Regions from separate parts of the Homo sapiens genome. Here region 2 is linked to region 1. A link is a loop called in an ENCODE intact Hi-C map of the cell type or tissue named here. Cell type or tissue: IMR-90. All regions are shown on one strand. Each heading gives the region's core, and the rest is flanking DNA. Links, peaks and the distances in the headings are about the cores only. Region 1 holds the start of DENND2A (DENN domain containing 2A). Region 2 overlaps DENND2A (DENN domain containing 2A).

Evidence for each region. A loop is a pair of places that touch in the nucleus more often than their neighbours do. Peaks named below come from ENCODE experiments on the same cell type or tissue, not always from the same donor. Only the 100,000 strongest peaks of a DNase experiment are listed, where the experiment ranks them.
Region 2: a loop joins it to region 1, with 7 times the contacts of the local background. A loop is called at or near these places in 4 of 110 quality-filtered maps.

What each region holds. Positions count from the first base shown.
Region 1 is chr7:140,632,842-140,642,800 of GRCh38, reverse strand. DENND2A (DENN domain containing 2A) reads left to right here and starts at 1,988. Exons shown (of 20, transcript NM_015689.5): 1 at 1,988-2,297. LOC105375535 (a long non-coding RNA gene) reads right to left here and starts at 1,892. Exons shown (of 6, transcript XR_928047.3): 1 at 1,527-1,892. RefSeq lists a silencer at 1,798-2,092 and enhancers at 5,992-6,598, 6,599-7,206, 7,207-7,814, 9,120-9,620. In IMR-90, for the core only: a CTCF peak has its summit at 4,223 (motif pointing right); DNase peaks (open chromatin) are centred at 3,280 and 4,340; H3K4me3 peaks cover 1,760 bases; H3K27ac peaks cover 2,826 bases.
Region 2 is chr7:140,563,890-140,573,848 of GRCh38, reverse strand. DENND2A (DENN domain containing 2A) reads left to right here. Exons shown (of 20, transcript NM_015689.5): 6 at 1-41; 7 at 4,111-4,204; 8 at 5,036-5,086; 9 at 6,576-6,763. Among named protein-coding and RNA genes, the nearest start is that of DENND2A, 72 kb to the left of the region's middle. RefSeq lists enhancers at 3,446-3,946, 3,947-4,447. In IMR-90, for the core only: no CTCF peak of the experiment used is centred there; DNase peaks (open chromatin) are centred at 6,108, 6,448 and 7,458; H3K27ac peaks cover 1,585 bases.

The DNA of each region.
Region 1 (9,959 bases), core at 2,011-7,010:
GCAGCCCTGGGAATAATTAACCCTCAAGAAGCCAAGTCTTGGCCAGGCGTGGTGGCTCACATCTATAATCCCAACACTTTGGGAGGCCAAGTCAGGAGGATCACTTGAGGCCAGGAGTTCAAGATTAGCCTGGGCAACATAGCAAGACCTACAAAAAATAAAAAAGCCGACCATGATAGCATACATCTGTAGTCCTAGCTAATTGGGAGGCTGAGGTGGGGAAATTGCTTGAGCCCAGGAGTTCGAGGCTGAAGTGAGCTATGATAGCAACACTGCACTCCACCGCGGGTGAGAGACTGAGACTGCCTCAATCAATCAATCAATAAAAAAGAAGCCAAGCCTGGGAGGCTGAGGCAGGTGAATGGCGTGAACCCAGGAGGCGGAGCTTGCAGTGAGCCGAAATCGCTCCACTGCACTCCAGCCTGGGCGACAGAGCGAGACTCCGTCTCAAAAAAAAAAAAAAAAAAAAGCCAAGCCTCTGATCTTTATTTAGAAAGTGAAAAACTTACTGAATAATGCTTCAACAAACAAAACAATAATTTAAATGCTTACACTTTAAAAAAAAAGCTTGCACTTTGCAAATGTGGGCTCTAAAAGTTGACTATGCTTAGTTAAAATGGGTATGTCATGAGGAGTTTAAGGAACTTAAGCCCTAGAAAAGCTTCAAAGAGTTCCCAGAAAGCATAAAACCCTCAGCTGAGAAGAAAACAGAGATTTTTTTCCTGTGACTTTGAACAAGTCCCTCAAATCTCAAGCTCCCAGTCTATAGGCACTGCCTGGGCAGTATTACGTCATTACACCCATCTTTTATTTTTCACTGTCTCCCTCCTGCCTTTCTCTCGCGCGCACACTCCTTCTGTGGATTTGTGAGGCTAAGCCTCTCTTCTCTCTTCCCCCTTGCTTGAACTTTAGGCCTCTTTGCTGTCCCGCAGGACCATGGCTCCCAGCCCTTCTGAGCTAAAGATGAGGATGACCTTCCTCTGGTGTGGAGATGGACCTGAAGCCTGCTCCCACCGCGCGCAAATCACCCCGCCAGACCCCCCTCACTCTCATCAGGGCATTCCTCTGCTCAAAAACTTTCCGTCCCCCGCTTGAAATCTGGCTAAGCCTACCCATCAGACCTGATTCACCACTTGGTCCTCACTCGGCTGTTTCTGAAATGCCTAGCCTCTGCTTCCGGCCTCCACTGGTGCTGTTCCCTTCACTCAGAACCCTTTCCTTTCACCCACTTTCCTCCACCTATGCAAATGCTATTCAATGTTCCCGGCCCGGTCAAAGCTCCAGGGAACTTCCTCGAAGGCCCCAGCCTGTATTCCAGACCCGCCTTCCCCGCAGCCCACGGCATTTCCCTGCGGACTTCTGCTGTGCAGCCTGTGTTCCTTGACGGTGTCCTGCGTGAGTGGGGGCAGCGGGTCTATGAAGTCACTTCTCCTCTTGGAAGCTTTTCCTGACCACCTCCCTTCCCGCCCGGTCTGGGAGCCCTTCTGCAGCGCGCTCGGCCCTGGGCCCTCCCCGGCCCCCATCACCTGCATCGCCGGTCTCATGACTGTCATTACCCCGGCCCGACGGCAAGCTGCCTGGGGCAAGGGTGGTGCCTGACTCACTGCCCGAGGTGCCCCCGGCCCCGGCCCGGTGCCGAGAGTGTGTTAACTGCCTAGAGTAAGCGGGGCCGGGCACGCGGCCGCCGTTCCCCAGGCTTGGACGTCCAGGTCTAAGCCTCAGGCCGGAAGCACCTCGCGAATCCGCCCGGGCCTGGGTGGAATGGAGCCCGCGCGCGGCGGGCGTCCTCCCAGGAAGGGTTAAGCCACCTCTCCCCCACCCCGAGAGGCGAGGGGGCGAGTCCGGCAGAAGGTCCTGTTTACCGCAGCTCCGCGCGGGGCCGGGCCCTGGGAGAGGGGTTGCCGTGGCAACCGGCCGGGCGCCCGCCAGCTGCGGATTAGCTCACTGGGCCGGGCGGGATGGGTCGGGAGGAGGGGGCGCGCGTCGCGCAGATCGTCGCGGAGCCACGGCAGGAGGAGGCAGGGGCCGCGGGCGAGCCTGCGCTGGGCCGGCCGAGGGAAGCGCGCCGCTGGGGCCGGGGGCGGCGGGGACCCCACGGGAGCGCGCGCGGCGGGGACCCCCAGGGGCTTGCGGGCGGCCGGGGGAGGCTCGGCGGACAAAGGGGCGGAGGGCGGAGGGCCATGGCGTCCCCGGCACCCGCCGCCGCCCGCCCCCGAGCCGCGCCGCCAGCCGTCCCGGCCCGCCCCGGAGCCCCCAAGATGCGCCCCAGAGCCCGCGGAGCCGCCGCCCGCGGGGAGGTAGGGCCGGGCCGGGCCAGGGGGTGCAGGGTCGAGCTGGGGAGGGAAAGGGGACGGAGGAGGGGACGCGCGGGGGAGGGAGGAAACGGCTCGCGCGGCCTGAGCCCTGACGGGGGAAGCGGCTCTGCAGACGGGAGTCTGAGTTCCCGCCTGGTCCCGGGACTGTGCAGAGCGCGATCCAGGCGTTCCTCCCGGGCTCGGGCTGACTCCCAGGACTGAGCCCGGACGCCGCCGTCTCGCGCCTCGGGGACCTGCAGAAAGCCGGTAGACCCCCGCCCTGCGCCGTGCTGGGTCCCTCGGGGCGCGAGTGTGAGTGTGTGTGTGTCCGCGCGCGCGCGTGTGTGTGTGTGCGCGCTTGTGTGTCTGTGTGTGAGTGTGTCTGTGCGAGTGTGTGTGAGTGTGTGCGTGCGCGTGCAAGCGCGGGGCATCGAGGCGGCTGAGCAGCCGGGCCCCCCTCACAGCGGTCAGCATTTGCAGTCTTGGGAAAGCAAGAAGGTAAAGATGATTGAATGGTCTTACTTCTTCCACTTTGTCCCCAAGGGTGGAGTTGGGAGCAGATGGAGCCCAGGGGAAGTCTGGACACAATCGTATTAGGAGGGTCACAGAGAGCTGGGTGAGACCACGGAGTAGAGCCAGACCTCAGCCGTGGAATCTTGTCATGGGGGGCCTGGGACAGGAAGCAGGAAACTGGTCAGGGCTCTCCAGGGGCGTAAATTGGGCAAGGGAAGTGCAGTGACCCTGCCTTAACCAGCTGGTGCTGACTTCCAGCTGCTGTTCAGATGCGATTCAGGAATGTGACTTCCCCAAGGTTCCAAATGACATCGGACAGTAATGGGCTGGGGGTAACAGAGTTGTAATAGGCGTGCTACAGTAATCTTGTTAGTAAACTCTTAAACCCTCTGTGGTTACCACATAAAAGAAGAGAAAGAAATCCCTTCTCCTTACATCATCAAATATCAGATACCAAAAGAGTGGAGTAGAAAGTCTGGGTGGGCAGCGTGGGACGGAGCAGAACTCCGAGAGGAAGTATGTGTGAGTGTGCGAGTGTGTGTGTGTGTGTGTGTCAGAGACGGTTTCTGAGGCCTGGTAATGAAAAGGCTGGCGGGAGGCTGGCCTCCAGTCCTTTCGTTTGTTTTTTATTTTTATTTTTTTGAGACAGAGTCTTGCTCTGTCACCCTGGCTGGAGTGCGGTAGTGCAATCTCGACCCACTGCAACCTCAGCCCCCGGAGTTCAAGCAATTCTCCTGTCTCAGCTTCCCGAGTAGCTGGGATTACAGGCGCCCACCACCACACCCAGCTAATTTTTGTATTTTTAGTAGAGACGGGGTTTCACCATGTTGGCCAGGCTGGTCTTGAACTGCTGACCCCAGGTGATCTGCCCGCCTCGGCCTCGCAAAGTGCTGGGATTACAGGCTTGAGCCACTGTGCCTGGCCTCCAGTCCTTTCATTCTGGAAGATTAATAAAATCCTGTGTCATGTATTCTATTCATACCCTTACACAGCTCTGTGTGCTAGGCATGCGTGCTAGACATCAGTGGCACAGCGAGGAATGAGACGTCCCCCTTCCTTCCAGGAACACCATCCTAGCTGGGTAGTCAAACAAAAAAGTAAAACCAGTCCTGCCCAGCCTGGCTGTGAGGGCTGCATGGCATAGAACTAGGGCAGCCCAGAGAGGAGCCGGTGCAGGGAATCCCCACAGATTAGGTGATGCTTGGGCTAAGCCCTGAAAACCGCCTCACCAAGGAAACAGCAGGGAAGGTTGTTTCAGGCTGAAAGAACAGAATGTGCAAAGTCACCAAGAGAGTCTAGGAGAGGCCAGTGAGGGGAATTCAGTGTGGCTGCGGGTTGCAGTATGTGAGTGCATGCCGGGGAGAGGTGAGGCGGGAGCTGTCAGGGCAGAGGCACAGGGAAGGAAGGATCTGCCAGAAGGAGGCAGGAGTATGCACTGAAGCAGGAGTGATGCGCTCCTTCTAGTTGTTGGGTGGGGAGGCCTGGAGGAGGAGGAGGAGACCAAGGCTTTTTGCAACACCCAGGCCAGAATTACTGAGGAGCAGGAGAAACTGAAAGGATGCCAGGATCAAGAGGCAGGACCTGGTGACTGGTTTGGGCACAGATTATGATAACTTAGACTAAAAGCAAGTATGTACACAAATGCTCAGGAGAAAACAAAGCAAAGCAAAAGGAATGTGGACCTTCTGAGTGGCCTGCATTTAGCAGATTACAACACTTGGATAACGCATTTGGCTGTAAGTTTTCTGGCAGCTTAGGGACAAACAAAAATACACTGGGTTGCATAGTTTGGGATTTTGGACAACAGAAAGCCTACAAATTAATTCTCAGAACAAAATTTTTCCTGGAATTGAACTCAGCTGGGAATTTATCATGTGGAACTTTATGTAAAGACTGAAGAGTGACATAGAAAAAAAAAATCTTCGTTGCTGGTGTTACAAAAGATGGAAAGATAAAACTCCCCGTTACTGCCTTCCTCTACCATCCTGTTATGTCTAGGGGAGTGAACTGCACTTCTGTGAGGACTGGGTGTCATCTCAGAGTATGGGGCCAGGGAAATCCTATACAAAGGAGACAATGGTACCTTAAGTGCAGGAAGAGCTGACACCCATCTCTGTGAATGTAGAGAGCAAGGCGTCCGGGGTGCTCAACCATAAAGGGAAGGAGGCTTATCATAGTATAGCCCAGAGAGGGGTGGGCTGAGACTGTGGTCTGAGAAGGGGACAGGTAGGGCATAGCACGTTGGAAGGGCCAGCATCCAGGAATCCTGACCCCCGGGGAAGCAGGCAGGGAGTTCACACAGCATTATAGGATTCCATTCATATGGGCAAGTCCACTTCCCAGGGCGGTCCTGGTCATTCTGCCTCCAGACTGGATGTAGAGCCTGCCTCTAAAGGGGTAGGAAAAGGGTGGGACTCAGCAGACCAGAGATCCTCTTCAGGAGACCAGAGAGGCCCAGGAGGGTGGAAATCTTGTTTGCTACAACACAAGGAAGTTGCAGAGGAACCAGGAGTAGGAGCTGAGAACTGGGAGGTCCTGCAGACTCAGGCACAGATCTCCTGGCCAGGCTCTTCCCTTTGGTTTCTGCAGAAGGCAGAGAACCTGCAGAATCTATGTCCATACATTGCTAATGTGCCCTTTAAACTTTAAACTATTTCTTGCCAACTATAGCTGTCGTAAATTGACATTCAGTAGGAGTGGGATTCTACCCCTCCAATCAGATTTCTTAACATTTTTAATCTTGGGGTGTGCATTAGAATATACATTTAAATGCTGGGGAGGAGAGTTTGAGACTAGCCTGGGCAACATGGCGAGACCCCATCTCTATAAAAAGTAAAAGAAATTGGCCAGGCACAGTGGCCTACGCCTGTAATCCCAACGCTTTGGGAGGCCGAGGCAGGCAGATCACTTGAGATCAGGAGTTTGAGACCAGCCTGGCCAACCCTGTCTCTACTAAAAATACAAAAATTAGCCAGGCGTGGTGGCGCATGCCTGTAGTCCCAACTACTTGGGAGGCTGAGGCAGGAGAATCACTTGAACCCAGGAGGCGGAGGTTGCATGAGCCAAGATTGCATCACTACATTCCAGCCTGGGCGACAGAGCAAGACTCCATCTCAAAAATAAATAAATAAAAGAAATTAACCACACACAGTGACACACACCTGTAGTCCCAGCTACTCGGGAGACTGAAGTGGGAGGATCACTTGAGCCTAGGGAGGTTGAGGCTGCAGGGAGCTATGATTGTGCCACTTCACTCCAGCTTAGGCGACAGTGAGGCCCTGTGTCCAAAAAAAAAAAAAAAAAAAAAAAGGCTGGGGAGGGAGATTCAAAACAACTGATACTTAGGGCTCACTGCCTGGCATCAGTATTTTTTTGAGATCCCCAGATGATTTTAAGGTACAGCTGAGGTTGAGAGTGGCTGCTCTAGCAGTCACGTATAGAGAGCCCATCACAGGGCGGGACGGAAACTCAGATTCCAAAAGATCCCAGGTGGGACACATGGGATGCCTCGCAGGTCCTCAGAAGTGGACAAGGCTGGCCCTGCTTGTTCCTGGCGTTCCGCACAGTCTCCTGGACTCCTGTATCGCTGCTTCTCCCCCGAGGTCTTTACCAGCCCTCCTCTGTTCCTTCTGGCAGTCACCTTGCTGAAGACTGGGGGTTAGGAGTTGCTTCCCTGGAGCTGCCCTGGATTGCTCTTTCTTGGAGAGATTTTAGTGAAACTGGTTTTCCATGGGTTCATTGTGCAGCGCCTTTCGGGCTGTGACCCCTCACTGCCCTCACCACTGCCTCTCTGCCCACACGCATTGTTGCTTGTTACCCCAGGAGCCTGGCCCTGAACACTGGCTATCAGCCTCATGTGTCCAAGCATAGACCCTTCTTCTGCCACCTGAATCAGACAGCCTCCACTTGTACCCCAGACTCTCTTGAAATTCCCTGTGCTGGTTACTCAGGGAAGAGTGCCAGGCCCCGCTGGCCCCTTTAATGATAGGAGGCAAACACTGCCTGGAACTAGGGCAAGTGATGAGCTAAGTTCTCTACTTTTCATATGCAAAAGACAGCGACATGCTGGGAAGCCAGAGTCAGACTCTTCTTTACCCTGGCCTTAAAATCAATGTCTGACGTGGGCAACAGTTTACTCCGTCAGCCCTCAGTTTGCCTAGAAGTTAAGTTCTTTGCCAGCTGGGCCTAGAATTGCGACTCTACCTTCAGCTTCTCTTTGGCACGTTTGTCCCTGGCTTGCAGTTCAGAGGGGCTAAAGAACAGATAAGCCTGAGACCCACTCTTCCAACTGGCTGAACTATGGGAAACCAAGTGATCGTTTTTTCCCCTGGCCTTGGGGAAGGAAGGGGTGGGTCACCCTTGCAGCAAGCTTAGGGAAGAGGTTAGCTTCCCTCAGTGGTAGGGAACCAGGAGGTCATAGGCATCCCTTCAGAAGGAAATGAAAGCAGGGATCATTGGCTGGAGAGTGGGGCCAGTACAGGGAGCCGCAACCTTGGCTGTGACCCCTCCTCCCGGGATCCCCAGGCCTTCCGTACACTGCGGATCTTATCTGAAGGGCTTATCAGACCACTTCAAGCAGAATGCCAAATGCATTTCCTTTTGTTGTTTTGTCTTCTAAAAAAGTACACTTAAAAATTGTAGGTTTACTTATAAACTTTATATGTAATCTATGAAAGTTATATTTGTCATAAAACATTTACTTATTTATTTATTTTTATTATTATTTATTTTTAGACAGCGTCTTGCTCTTTTGCCCAGGCTGGAGTGCAGTGGTGTAATGATGGCTCACTGCAGCTTCTACCTCCTGGGCTCAAGGGATCCTGCTGCCTCAGCCTCTTGAGTAGCGGGGACTATAGGTGCGCACCACCACACCTAGCTAATTTTTGTATTTTTGGTAGAGACAGAGTTTCCCCATGTTGCCCAGGCTGGTCTCAAACTCCTGGACTCAAGCAATCCACCTGCCTCGGCCTTGCAAAGTGCTGGGACTACAGGCATGAGCCACTGCACTTGGCCAAAATTTTTTTTTTTTTTTGAGACGGAGTCTTGCTCTGTCACACAGGCTGGAGTTCAGTGCCGTGATCTTGGCTCACTGAAACCTCCACCTCCTGGGTTCAAGCAATTCTCCTGCCTCAGCTTCCCAAGTAGCTGCACTGGAGTGCAGTGGTGCGATCTCAGCTCACAGCAACCTCTGCCTCTCAGCTTCAAGCAATTCTCCTGCCTCAGCCTCCCAAGTAGCTGGGACTACAGGCGCCCACCACCTCACCTGGCTAGTTTTTGTATTTTTTAGTAGAGAGGGGGTTTCACCATGTTGGCCAGGCTGGTTTGGAACTCCTGACCTCAAGTGATCCGCTGGCCTTGGCCTCCCAAAGTGCTGGAATTACAGGCATGAGCCACCACGCCTGGCCAAAAATTTTAAATTTCTAATTTTAATACGTTTTCTTTTAAAAGTTAACAAAACTCAAAATATAATACATTGCCTCTATGCATGTGCCACAGTATGAATTTTAATGTTCATATTAAATAGAAATTCATAAAATATTCGGGGCAAAACCAGTGTGGGTACAATTGGGTTAAGGAACAGAGAGGTACTATATCTTATTATTGTTTTAAAAGGGAGTATTAGAATCTCATTTTCAAAATAACCATCACTTGGCACAAATAGATTCATTAAGTATGTGGCTTTGAAATGTATTTTAGGCCGGGCGCGGTGGCTCACGCCTGTAATCCCAGCACTTCGGGAGGCCAAGGCAGGCGGATCACGAGGTCAGGAGATCAAGACGGTCCTGGCTAACACGGTGAAACCCCGTCTCTACTAAAAATACAAAAAATTAGCCGGGCGTGGTGGCGGGCACCTGTAGTCCCAACTACCCGGGAGGCTGAGGCAGGACAATGGTGTGAACCCGGTAGGTGGAGGTTGCAGTGAGCCGAGGTCGCGCCACTGCACTCCATCCTGGGTGACAGAGCGAGACTCTGTCTCGGAAAAAAAAAAAAAAAGAAATCTATTTTAATCTCGCAATTCCATTTTTAGGAATTTATCTTAGAAAAATATTAGAACAAGTGTTGGAGAGTATTTGTGGCAGCATTGTTGGTAGTAGCCGAGGTTGGAGGCTGAAGTGGGAGGATCACTTGAGCCTGGTGGGCAGAGATTGCAGTGAGTCGAGATCACACCACTGCACTCCAGCCTGGGCAACAGAGGTCTCAAAAAAATCTTTATAGATTGTCTTCCGTGTTGTCCCAAGTTCGTCTCTTGCTGTTGGTTTCGTGTTTCCATAACCTTGATGGCACATCACCATGATTCCACATGTTGTGTAGGCTGAAACCTAGGATGGGTGGACCGAGTGACACAAAAGAGCCAACCTAGCAAAGCAATTTCAAGGGCCTCTCTCTCTCCCTCACACTTCCCCACTTCTCAGCAGAGAAGATGCAATAATGGTCAAATTTGATTCAGCACTAAATTCTCTGCAAGTTTATGGTAGGTAAAATATAGGGTAACCATATACACAAAGTAGGACTGTAGAGAAAGTAAAAAGAGAGCATTAGGCCAGGCGCGGTGGCTCACACCTGTAATTCTAGCACTTTGGGCGGCCAAGGCGGGTAGATCACTTGAGGTCGGGAGTTTGAGACCAGCCTGGCCAAACCCCATCTCTATAAAAATACAAACATTAGGGCCAGGCACGGTGGCTCACGCCTGTAATCCCAGCACTTTGGGAAGCTGAGGCGGGTGGATCACGAGGTCAGGAGATGGAGACCATCCTGGCTAACATGGTGAAACCCCATCTCTACTAAAAATACAAAAAATTAGTCGGGCATGGTGGCAGGTGCCTATAGTCCCAGCTACTCAGGAGGCTGAGACAGGAGAATGGTGTGAACGCGGGAGGCGGAGCTTGCAGTGAGCCGAGATTGCGCCACTGCACTCCAGCCTGGGCGGCAGCGCAAGACTCTGTCTCAAAAAAAAAAAAAAAAAATTAGCTGGGCATGGTGGCACACGCCTATAATCCCAGCTACTCAGGAGGCTGAGGCAGGAGAATCGCTTGAACCCAGGAGGTGGAGGTTGCAGTGAGCTGAGATTGCGCCACTGGACTCCAGCCTGGGCAAAAGAGGGAGACTGTCTCAAAAAAAAAAAAAAAAAGGCCAGGCATGGTGGCTCATGCC
Region 2 (9,959 bases), core at 3,244-8,243, 70 kb after region 1:
GAGACCCACAGAACGGCAGGAAGAAGAGAAAGATACCCAAGGTAATGGTGGCAACAAGCTTCATGCTCAGGTATGCATGACCCCTTCTCTGTGAAAGAAGACTGCAGAGGGGTCTGGGTGGAGAATACATCACTGGCCCCTCTCCCACCTGTGTTGCTGCAGGCCAGGGGGACACAGTGAAGCCAGCAGGCTGGAATATCCGGACCTTCGTCCTGATCATTTTTGTGGTCCTGTGGTCTTCCTCTTAGCCACTCTTCTCCCAATCTTAGCTGCTTGTCTAATCCCAGACAAGGTTTTAATGCCTATCCTCAAAAAGCCACAGCTCCTTCCTTCACCGCCACAAAAAACAGAACTCCATCCATCATGCTCTGACCTGAGACGGTCGACACCCGCTGCAGAGGCAGGTCCCAGTCTGTGCTCTGAGACAGCCTTGTCAACAATACCTCTTGTGGCTCTTTGCAGCCAAAAAGGTAAAATATTCCCAGGGGCTTGGAAATATACATTCTATATGCATCCGTTGTTGGTTACATTTCCTTTTGCTCAATTTCAGTGCTGCAGTTCTGGTCTCTCTTCATTGACCAATTTGGTACTGTAGGGTAGGCAGAATTTCTCCTCTACCCTCTTAGGGTCTCCAGCTGAGCCTTAGATTTAAACTGACGTAAAACAGATTAACAGGAGAAATGCATACTCATTTTATTTACAAGTACGTGGGAGCCCTCAAAAGAAAAATGTAAGACCCAAAGAAGTGACTGGGCCTATGTGCTTATATACTAGGCTGAAGAAAGAGCGGCAATTGTGGAAAAGTAACCAGGAAGATAGGGGTTAAACAAGGTTTGTTTGATTAGATTTCTCTTGGCCTCAACTCCCCATCGCTGCTGATAATGTTTCTTCCCTCCTGTTATAAGGAGGGCCTCTTTTACATGGAGTTTCATCTCCTGTTTTAAGAAGAAAAGGGAAGGTCAGAGCGCCCTTTGTGCACCTGCTGTTTTTAGAGTGTCTTTAGTTAAAAACAACTAATATGCCAAAGTGGCATATTTTGGGGAGTTACATCCTGAACTCCTTCAAGATCAACTTCTTTTTTTTTTTTTTTTTTTTTTGACAGAGTTTCACTCTGTTGCCCAAGCTGGAGTACAGTGGTGTGATCTCGGCTTACTGCAACTTCCGCCTCCTGGGTTCAAGCGATTCTCCTGCCTCAGCCTCCCGAGTAGCTGGGACTACAGTCACCACACCCAGCTAATTTTTGTATTATTAGTAGAGACGGGGTTTCACCATATTGACCAGGCTGGTCTCGAACTGCTGACCGCGTGATCCGCCTGCCTCAGCCTCCCAAAGTGCTGGGATTACAGGCATGAGCCACCGTGCCCAGCCAGGAACTTGGAGAGCAGGGATTCTTAATTTCAGAGTTCATGGATGGGCTTTAGGGGGTCATGAAACCCATAAAAATGTAAAACTTTATGCAGATAAGTTTCGGTGTGGGACACTGTCTGTAGCTTTCAAGGGACTTCTCTGAGTGACCCATTGACCTGAAAGAAAGTCCAGGGAGGCTGGGCACAGTGGCTCACACCTGTAATCCCAGCACTTTGGGAGGCCAAGATAGGAGGATCACTTTAGCCCAGGAGTTCAAGACCAGCCTGGGCAACATGGTGGAACCCCATCTCTACAAAAAAAATTTAAAATTAGCCAGGCATGGTGGTGTGCACTTGTAGTCCCAGCTACATGTGAGGCTGAGGTGAGAGAGAATCACTTGAGCCCAGGAGTTAGAGGCTGCAGTGAGCTATGATCATGCCACTGCACTCCAGCCTAAGTGACAGAGCGAGATGCTGCCTCTAAAAATAAAAGAGAGACAGAGAGAGAGAGAGAGAGAGAGATGGTTCTGCTGAAGTCCACTTAGGGAATGCACCTTTAAGTAGTGGTGCCTACTGAGTGACTCACCTTGGCAGCACTAGGAGAGGTTATGAAAGGACTTGGCAAGTCTGAGGACAGCTAAGAACTGTCATCCTAGAACCTAGAAAGTTAGACTGTTGGAAATATCTCAGGTAAGTGGAATCACACAGAATCGTCCTTTGTGAATGACATTTCACTTTGCTTAGTGTCTTCAAGGTTTAAGCATGTGTCAGCATTTTCTTCTTTTTTAAGACTAAATGGTATTCCATCGTATGTATATACCACATTTTGTAAATCCATCTATCCGTCCATGGACACTTGGCTGTTAGAAAGTTGGAGTGTTTCAACAGAAGTGACTGTTGAAACACTCCAACCCCTTCATTTTCCCGATGAGGACATTTGACCCCATAGAAGCCAACTAAATGGCCCAGAGACACCCAACCAGCTAGAAGCAAAGAGGGCCAGACAATGTTTAAATATTGAAAATAAGAATTGAAATATTCAAGCCAACACGGTGGCTCATGCCTGTAATCCCAGCACTTTGGGAGGCTGAGGTGGGCAGATCACTTCAGGTCAGAAGTTCGAGACCAGCCTGGCCAACATGTTGAAACCCCCGTCTCTACTAAAAATACAAAAAAATTAGCTGGGCATGGTGGCACACACCTGTAATCCCAGCTACTTGGGAGGCTGAGGCATGAGAATCACTTGAAACCGGGAGTCGGAGGTTGTGGTGAGCCAAGATCACGCCACTGCACTCCAGCCTGGTGACAGAGCAAGACTCTGTCTCAAAATAAATAGATAAATAAAATATTTATAGAACATGGAAATTGATTACCATCCTATATTTTTGTTTACTGACCTATACAGATAAAAGTGTTATATAACATTTAACATATAGCTGTGAGATAATAAGATTAATTTTGTAAGCACACAGAACAACTAATTTTAGAGTTCCTCCACGTGTGGGATTCTGAATCACATATGCCATGAGCGTGTACTCTTTGATAGCAAGCCCTGGGGGACCCAGCAAAGCAAAATACATAAATTCGCACTCACCAGCTTCTCACGCAAGAAGAGGGAAAACAAATACATAGGAAACACCAAACTTTTTTGGTCTGAAATATGAAAAACATTTTCCATGGAAGCAGGTCTCCTTTCAAATGCATCAGACAACTAGGCTGGCCTGGGAGGTGGGGAGGGGCAGGGCACAGGGCGTCTGGCAGTGGTGATGGGGGAGACCACATAGGCTGAGTGGCCTGCTTGGAGGCTTGGGATGTGTCCCACACCAGGGTATCCATGTGCACTTGCACACTGCATGTGTGTGTTCTGTGAACACATGGAGGGTACATGACATCTGGGGAGCGTGTCCCTCTGCAGATGGGGCTGCACGCTCGGGTGCATGGCACCACTCCCCGTAGTCCCAAGCTAGGGCTCGGGAGCAGTTCTAATCCCGGTTCTCACCCCACTCAGGGCTGCTCTGACATTCTTTGGAATAGTTCCCATGAAGGGAGCCCTGCCTGGGAACTTTTTTTTTCTGTCTCTTCCTTTTCTTGTTTTGTTTTGGGAGGAAAAGCTCCTTCCCAAGCCGCAGTGACATCGAGGCCTCAGAGGGAAAGCAGCCATCGCATCATGAGCAATGGGCTGTCTCCCCATGGGTCTCTGCTGCTCGTGAGCAGATCCAGACAACAGACGCCCATAGGGCAGTGGAGCTGGCAGCCTCCTTTAGTGTCCTTGACAGTCACGTTCCTGTGTGGTAGAAAAAAATGACTGGGCTGGGTGCGGTGGCTCGCGCCTGTAATCCCAGCATTTTGGGAGGCCAAGGTGGGTGGATCACCTGAGGTCAGGAGTTCGAGACCAGCCTGGCCAATGTGGTGAAACCCCGTCTCTACTAAAAATACAAAAATTAGCTGGGCATAATGGTGGGTACCTGTAATCCCAGCTACTCAGGAGGCTGAAGCAGGAGAATCTCTTGAACCCAGAAGTTAGAGGCTGCAGTGAGCTGAGATTGCGCCATTGCACCCCAGTCTGGTCGACAAGAGCGAAACTCTGCCTCAAAAAAATAAAAAAAAAAAATGATTGAAAGACACCCATGAGCCCATGGGAAGTTTCTCCCACTCCCCCTGGCCCTGGCCCTCCATCGTCCTAGGAGAGGGGCAGTGAGGGAAGCCCAGCTGCCACAGAGAGTGGGCTGCTAACACTGGCTGTTCTTCTCCTGGTGTCTGGCAGCTGGTGTTGCGAATCAACGCCATTTATGAGGTCCGGAGAGGAAAGAAACGGGTGAAGAGGCTGTCCCAGTCAATGGAGAGCAACTCAGGAAAAGGTAGAACCCCCACCACCAGCCCTCCTCCCGCAAGAATCGGAAAAGAGATTCTTTCCAGAAGTGGCTTCCTGTTTTTTCTGGTTGGCTCACCAAGGAGGAGAACAAGCTGATGCTTTGTAAATGTCCCGCACTGTCTTTGGGACAGTGGTGGGGCTGGGAGCTCAGCCGGGGCAGCATGTCCCCTGCCTCCCCATCCTTGTCCTGGTCCACCACCAAGTCAGCCCAGTACTGCAGGCCCTGGCCTGACTGTGGGAGCAGCCTTCCTTGCTTAGCCTGCACAAAAGGGGCCAGGACCTTCTGTTGTATTATCTGATATAGGTACCATCTAGTACCATCTGAACTAGAGCCAAATTAATTTGGCAGTACATCGAGTTGGACGAGACGTGGTTTGTGCAATACATTGAAAGAGACAACAAGAGGCGGGGCGCGGTGGCTCACGCCTGTAATCCCAGCACTTTGGGAGGCTGAGACAGGCGGATCTACCTGAGGTCAGAAGTTTTATACCAGCCTGGCCAACATGGCAAAACCTTGTCTCTACTAAAAAATAGAAAAATTAGCCAGGCATGGTGGCATACACCTGTAGTCCCAGCTACTCAGGAGGCTAAGGCAGGAGAATCACTGGAACCTGGAAGGCAGAGGTTGCAGTGAGCCGAGATTGCGCCACTGCACTCCAGCCTGGGTGACAGAGCAAGACTCCATCTCAAAAAAAAAAAGAGGCAACTCAACATCCCCTCTGAATTAGAACATTTGATCTGTGCTACCACATAGAAAGAGTTTCCTACATGAGAAGAACTCACATTTGCAATTTTCTTCCTTGTTCTTTTCTTCTAGTGACAGATGAGAACAGTGAGTCTGACAGTGACACAGAGGAGAAGCTGAAAGGTGAGGAGAGCCACTACTGTGCAGGACTCAGGCAGGTGACTTGGAAGCTGCAAAGGTGGCCCCTCCTCCTTAGTATGAGGGACAGAAGCGTCCTGCCGGAGCTTGCTTGGCAAGGCGTGGACATCTCGGGAGACAGTGGGGCCACAGGGTGCTCCAGAGCCGGTCCGTCATGGGCATGATCAAAATGGCACTACAGTTGCTGAGAGCCAGGGTGGCTGCAGTAACGGCAGCGACCCCTGCTCCCATGCCTCTCCCTATGTCCTGAGGGTTTTCCACACTTCAAGGCTTGACACTGCAGCCCTAAGCCTCCAGAGACCTGGAGCTTCTGCCCACTTCTGCTCAAATTACTGTGTGATCTGGAGGAAATCACTTAAGATCCAGGGCCTCTAGTTCATCTGTCTGATGAAGTTGTTGAAATAATTGGTCCCTATGGGTCTAAAATTAAATAGTCTAGGCCAAGGCTTTAGTGAGTTTTCTGCAATTTTTCAGACCCCAGGGAGAAGCCAAAGAAAGCAAGTCCAGGGGCCGGGCTTGGTGGCTCACGCCTGTAATCCCAGCACTTTAGGAGGCCGAGGCGGGTGGATCACAAGGTCGGGAGTTCAAGACCAGCCTGGCCAACATAGTGAAACCTCGTCTCTACTAAAAATATGAAAAATTAGCCAGGTGTGGTGGCAGGCGCCTGTAATCCCAGATACTCAGGAGGCTGAGGGAGGAGTATCACTTGAACCCGGGAGGCGGAGGTTGCAGTGAGCTGAGATTGCGCCATTGCACTCCAGCCTGGGCAACAGAGTGAGACTCTATCTCAAAAAAAAGAAAGCAAGTCCAGATTGCTGAACGAGGTGACAGGGACCTGTCCACTCAGTGACCCTGCTGCATTCACCTCTGACACCCAGCTGCTCCCGGACTCACCTCTAGAATGAAGCAAGGCCATTTCATTGCAGAGTTAGTGGCAGGAGGGGAGGTGGACAGGAGTTCCTGAGTTAGTGGGATCTCTGCCAGTTGAGTCACAAGGGATGTTTACAAAGCTCCCAGCTCCAAAAGCCCTATAGTCTGGATTCTGTCACATCACACCAACCAAAAGACGAGGGAAATGGGTGAGGGGAGGAGTCACTGTCCCCATCTCATCAGACAGATGAAGGCAAGGACATCTTCAGCCTCTGCCCAGAGTCCAGACAGCAAAACCATGGCAGAGCAGAGCCAGGCTCCTGCACCCTGATTGGTTTGGTAGCCAACTGAATGTTGGTTCTCCCAGAACTTTGGCAGAGATCCCAAATAAAGAGTTTCCTACTAATTTGTTAGACACAGAAACACTTTGGGGATTAGAAAAAAGTACTTGAGCTGATAATTACATAACCTATTGCAGCTCGGCACAATTCCACATGGACTCATGGTCATTTCAGGCTCTTTGCTCACTCTGTCTCTCTCTCTCTCTCTCTCTCTCTCTCTCTCTCTCTCTCTTTCTCTCTTTCTCTCTCCCTCCCTCACCCAGCTCACAGCCAGCGCCTGGTCAACGTGAAGTCCCGGCTGAAGCAGGCGCCTCGGTACCCATCACTTGCCCGGGAACTCATCGAGTACCAGGAGAGGCAGCTCTTCGAGTACTTTGTGGTTGTGTCTTTGCACAAGAAGCAGGCCGGGGCTGCCTACGTGCCAGAACTCACCCAACAGTTCCCTCTGAAGGTAACAGGGTGGCCAGGTCCCTGTGGCCTGCCAGGGTTCTAACCATCACCTTGTTGGGACTCATGAATTGAGGGAGGTGTGGGAGTCTGAGGAACACCTAGCATCTAGAATCTTGAAAATGGGTCCTAATTAGGGTATATCAGATGAAAAAAAAATGCTGCTGCTAGAGAATTTGGGAGGTCCCAGAAAGGAGAGATTCAGGGACTTAAAAAGTTTGGCCAGACAAATACAAAAATTAGCCATGCATGGTGGCGCACACCTGCAGTCCCAGCTACTCAGGCTGAGACAGGAGAATCGCTTGAACCCAGGAGATGGAGGTTGCAGTGAGCCAAGATCACGCCACTGCACTCCGGCCTGGGCGACAGAGCAAAACTCCGTCTCAAAAAAAAAAAAAAAAAAAATAGTATGGCCAGAAATGCTTTCTCACTTGCTGTGGTCCCTGTGCTGACCGTGCCATCCTCTTTGCCCTTTCCTTCCATCTCCTTATCCAGCCAGCCACATCTCTTCCTAACCTAGCCTAGAAGTCTCTTTCCCCTGAAGCCCCAAGTCTCCCTAAGCAGCATCATACTTGTGTCTATGCTGAACTTCTGCTTTGCTTGTGTGCTGTGCATCTTTGTGTATGTCCCTTCCTTTTGTTACAGGCAGGGGATCTCAATCCAGACCTCTAGAGAGGGTTCTTGGATCTCACACAAGAAAGAATTCAGGGCGAGTCAGCAGGGTAAAATGAAAGCAAATTTATTAAGAATGTAAAGGAGGCCAGGCGCGGTGACTCACACCTGTAATCCCAGTACTTTGGGAGGCCGAAGTGGGCGGATCACTTGAGGTCAGGAGTTTGAGACCAGCCTGGCCAACATGGCAAAACCCACTCTCTACTAAAAATACAAAAATTAGCTGGGCGTGGTGGCAGGCGCCTATAATCCCAGCTACTCAGGAGGCTGAGGCTGTAGAATCGCTTGAACTCAGGAGGCAGAGCTTGCAGTGAGCAGAGATTGCAAAAAGTAAAGGAATGAAAGAATGGCTACTCCATAGACAGAACAGCCCTGAGGGCTGCTGGTTGCCCATTTTTGTGGTTATTTCTTGATTATATGCTAAACAAGGGGTGGATTATTCATGCCTCCCCTTTTTAGATCATATGGGATAATTTCCTAATGTTGCCATGGCGTCTGTAAACTGTCATGATGCTGGTGGGAGTGTAGCAGTGAGGACTACCAGAGGTCACTCTCATCACCATCTTGGTTTTGGTGGGTTTTGGCCGGCTTCTTTACTGCAACCTGTTTTATCAGCAAGGTCTTTATGACGTGTATTTTGTGCCGACCTCCTGTCTCTGCTTTAACCATCTGGGAATGCAGCCCAGTAGGTTTCAGCCTCATTTTACCCAGCCCCTACTCAGGATGGACTCGCTGTGGTTCACACACCTGGGACACTTTTATGTCATGGACCATGGCCGTATGAATTCAGCTTTACCATATGTTAAATCATGGCACCTAAAATAAAATAAATAAAATGGCACTTAATATAGCCTGAAGCAACATGGCAATAATTTATAAATTATTCTTAGGCTTTGACATCAGTATTAAAGAGGTTCCACCATATTCTAATTCAGTTCAACCAGAATTTACTAAGAATATATTGCATTCAAGCAATTTTCTGCTTGGCCCTAGGGGATTACAGTGATAAACAAAATGTGTCTCCTGTCCTCAAGGAATTTAAACTCTCCCAGGAGGACATAAAATAACCATCTCCCCCCACCCCCAGAAAAGCATGCAAAGATTCACCAGGTAGAATCTGATGGTCTCTGGACAGACTCATGCCTCAGGGAGGGCAGAAGGGAGGGAGCTTCTGTCCTTGCCCACTCAGGGACTCCCTTTGCCATCACCACCCAGGCATAACCCCAGCATCTACCAAGGCCCAGATCCTGCTGTCCCCAGGCCTCCCCTCCTTTTGTAGGCCAGCCTTCCTTCCATCCTGCCCACTGTGCTCTAACACCACAATCAAGTCCTATTTTTGGAGTTTAGGATAGCAATTATGTAGATTGAAGTAAACCATAGGCACCGGCCTTCCAAAGGTGACACTCACCTTCCTCTAGCTATCACACCTCTAAGGAATGAGCTCCTGACACCCCACTACTACAGGTATGCCCAGATTTTTTTTTGCCGGGGGCTGCCCATGGGTAAGAGAGGCCACTGGGTATGCTCACACTGACTCACAACAGAGATCACTGAGGCGTGAAGGGCTGTCCTGCTATCCTGTTCATTGCCTTGGGGCCTAGCACAATGCTGTTCACGTGGCAATGCTTAATCAGTGTTGTAGGAATCAAGGAAGCATTAATTCATGAGTTAGTTAATTAATGACTCACCATAATGATCAAATGATTATTGTTTCCAGCCTGGAGTCACCCACATTAAATTTTTTTTCTAGAGTAAAGTTGCACATTCACTGTTTAAAAGGAAACTGATCCAGAAATGTATTAGGAAAGAAATCACTAGTAATCCCACCACACAGAGACCGTCACTGTTAACATTTTCTTTTTCTTCCAGTCTTTTCTAATGGTGTAATGTTCTTACAAAACTGGAATTATACACTGCAGAATTTTTGTATCGTGCTGCGTGTACTCTTTTGTAAACCTCTCATTATTTATAAGCATATTTAATAAAAATTCTAAAACATCATTTTTCAAGTTATACAATGTTCCAATATGTGAGTATTCCCTAGTCTATTTTTCTATGTAACCAGTCCCCTTCTGTTAGAAATGTATCTGGCTACCAGTGTTTCTGTGTGTGTGTGTGTATTTTTTTTTTTTTTTTTGACACAGTCTCACTCTATTGCCTGAGCTAGAGTGCAGTGGTGCAATCTTGGCTCACTGAAGCCTCCACCTCCCGGGTACAAGCAGTTGTCCTGCATCAGCCTCCCGAGTAGCTGGGATTACAGGCATGCACCACCATGCCCAACTAATTTTTGTATTTTTAGTAGAGATGGGGTTTCACCATAATGGTCAGACTGGTCTCAAACTCTTGACCTCAAATGATCCGCCCACTTCAGCCTCCCAAAGTCCTGTGATTACAGGCATGAGCCACTATGCCCTGCCTGTGTGTGTATTTTTGAGACAGGATCTCTGTCTTGCTGTTGTCATCCAGGATGGCATGGAGTGGCACGATCACAGCTCACTGCAGCCTCAACCTCCTGGGCTCAAGTGAGC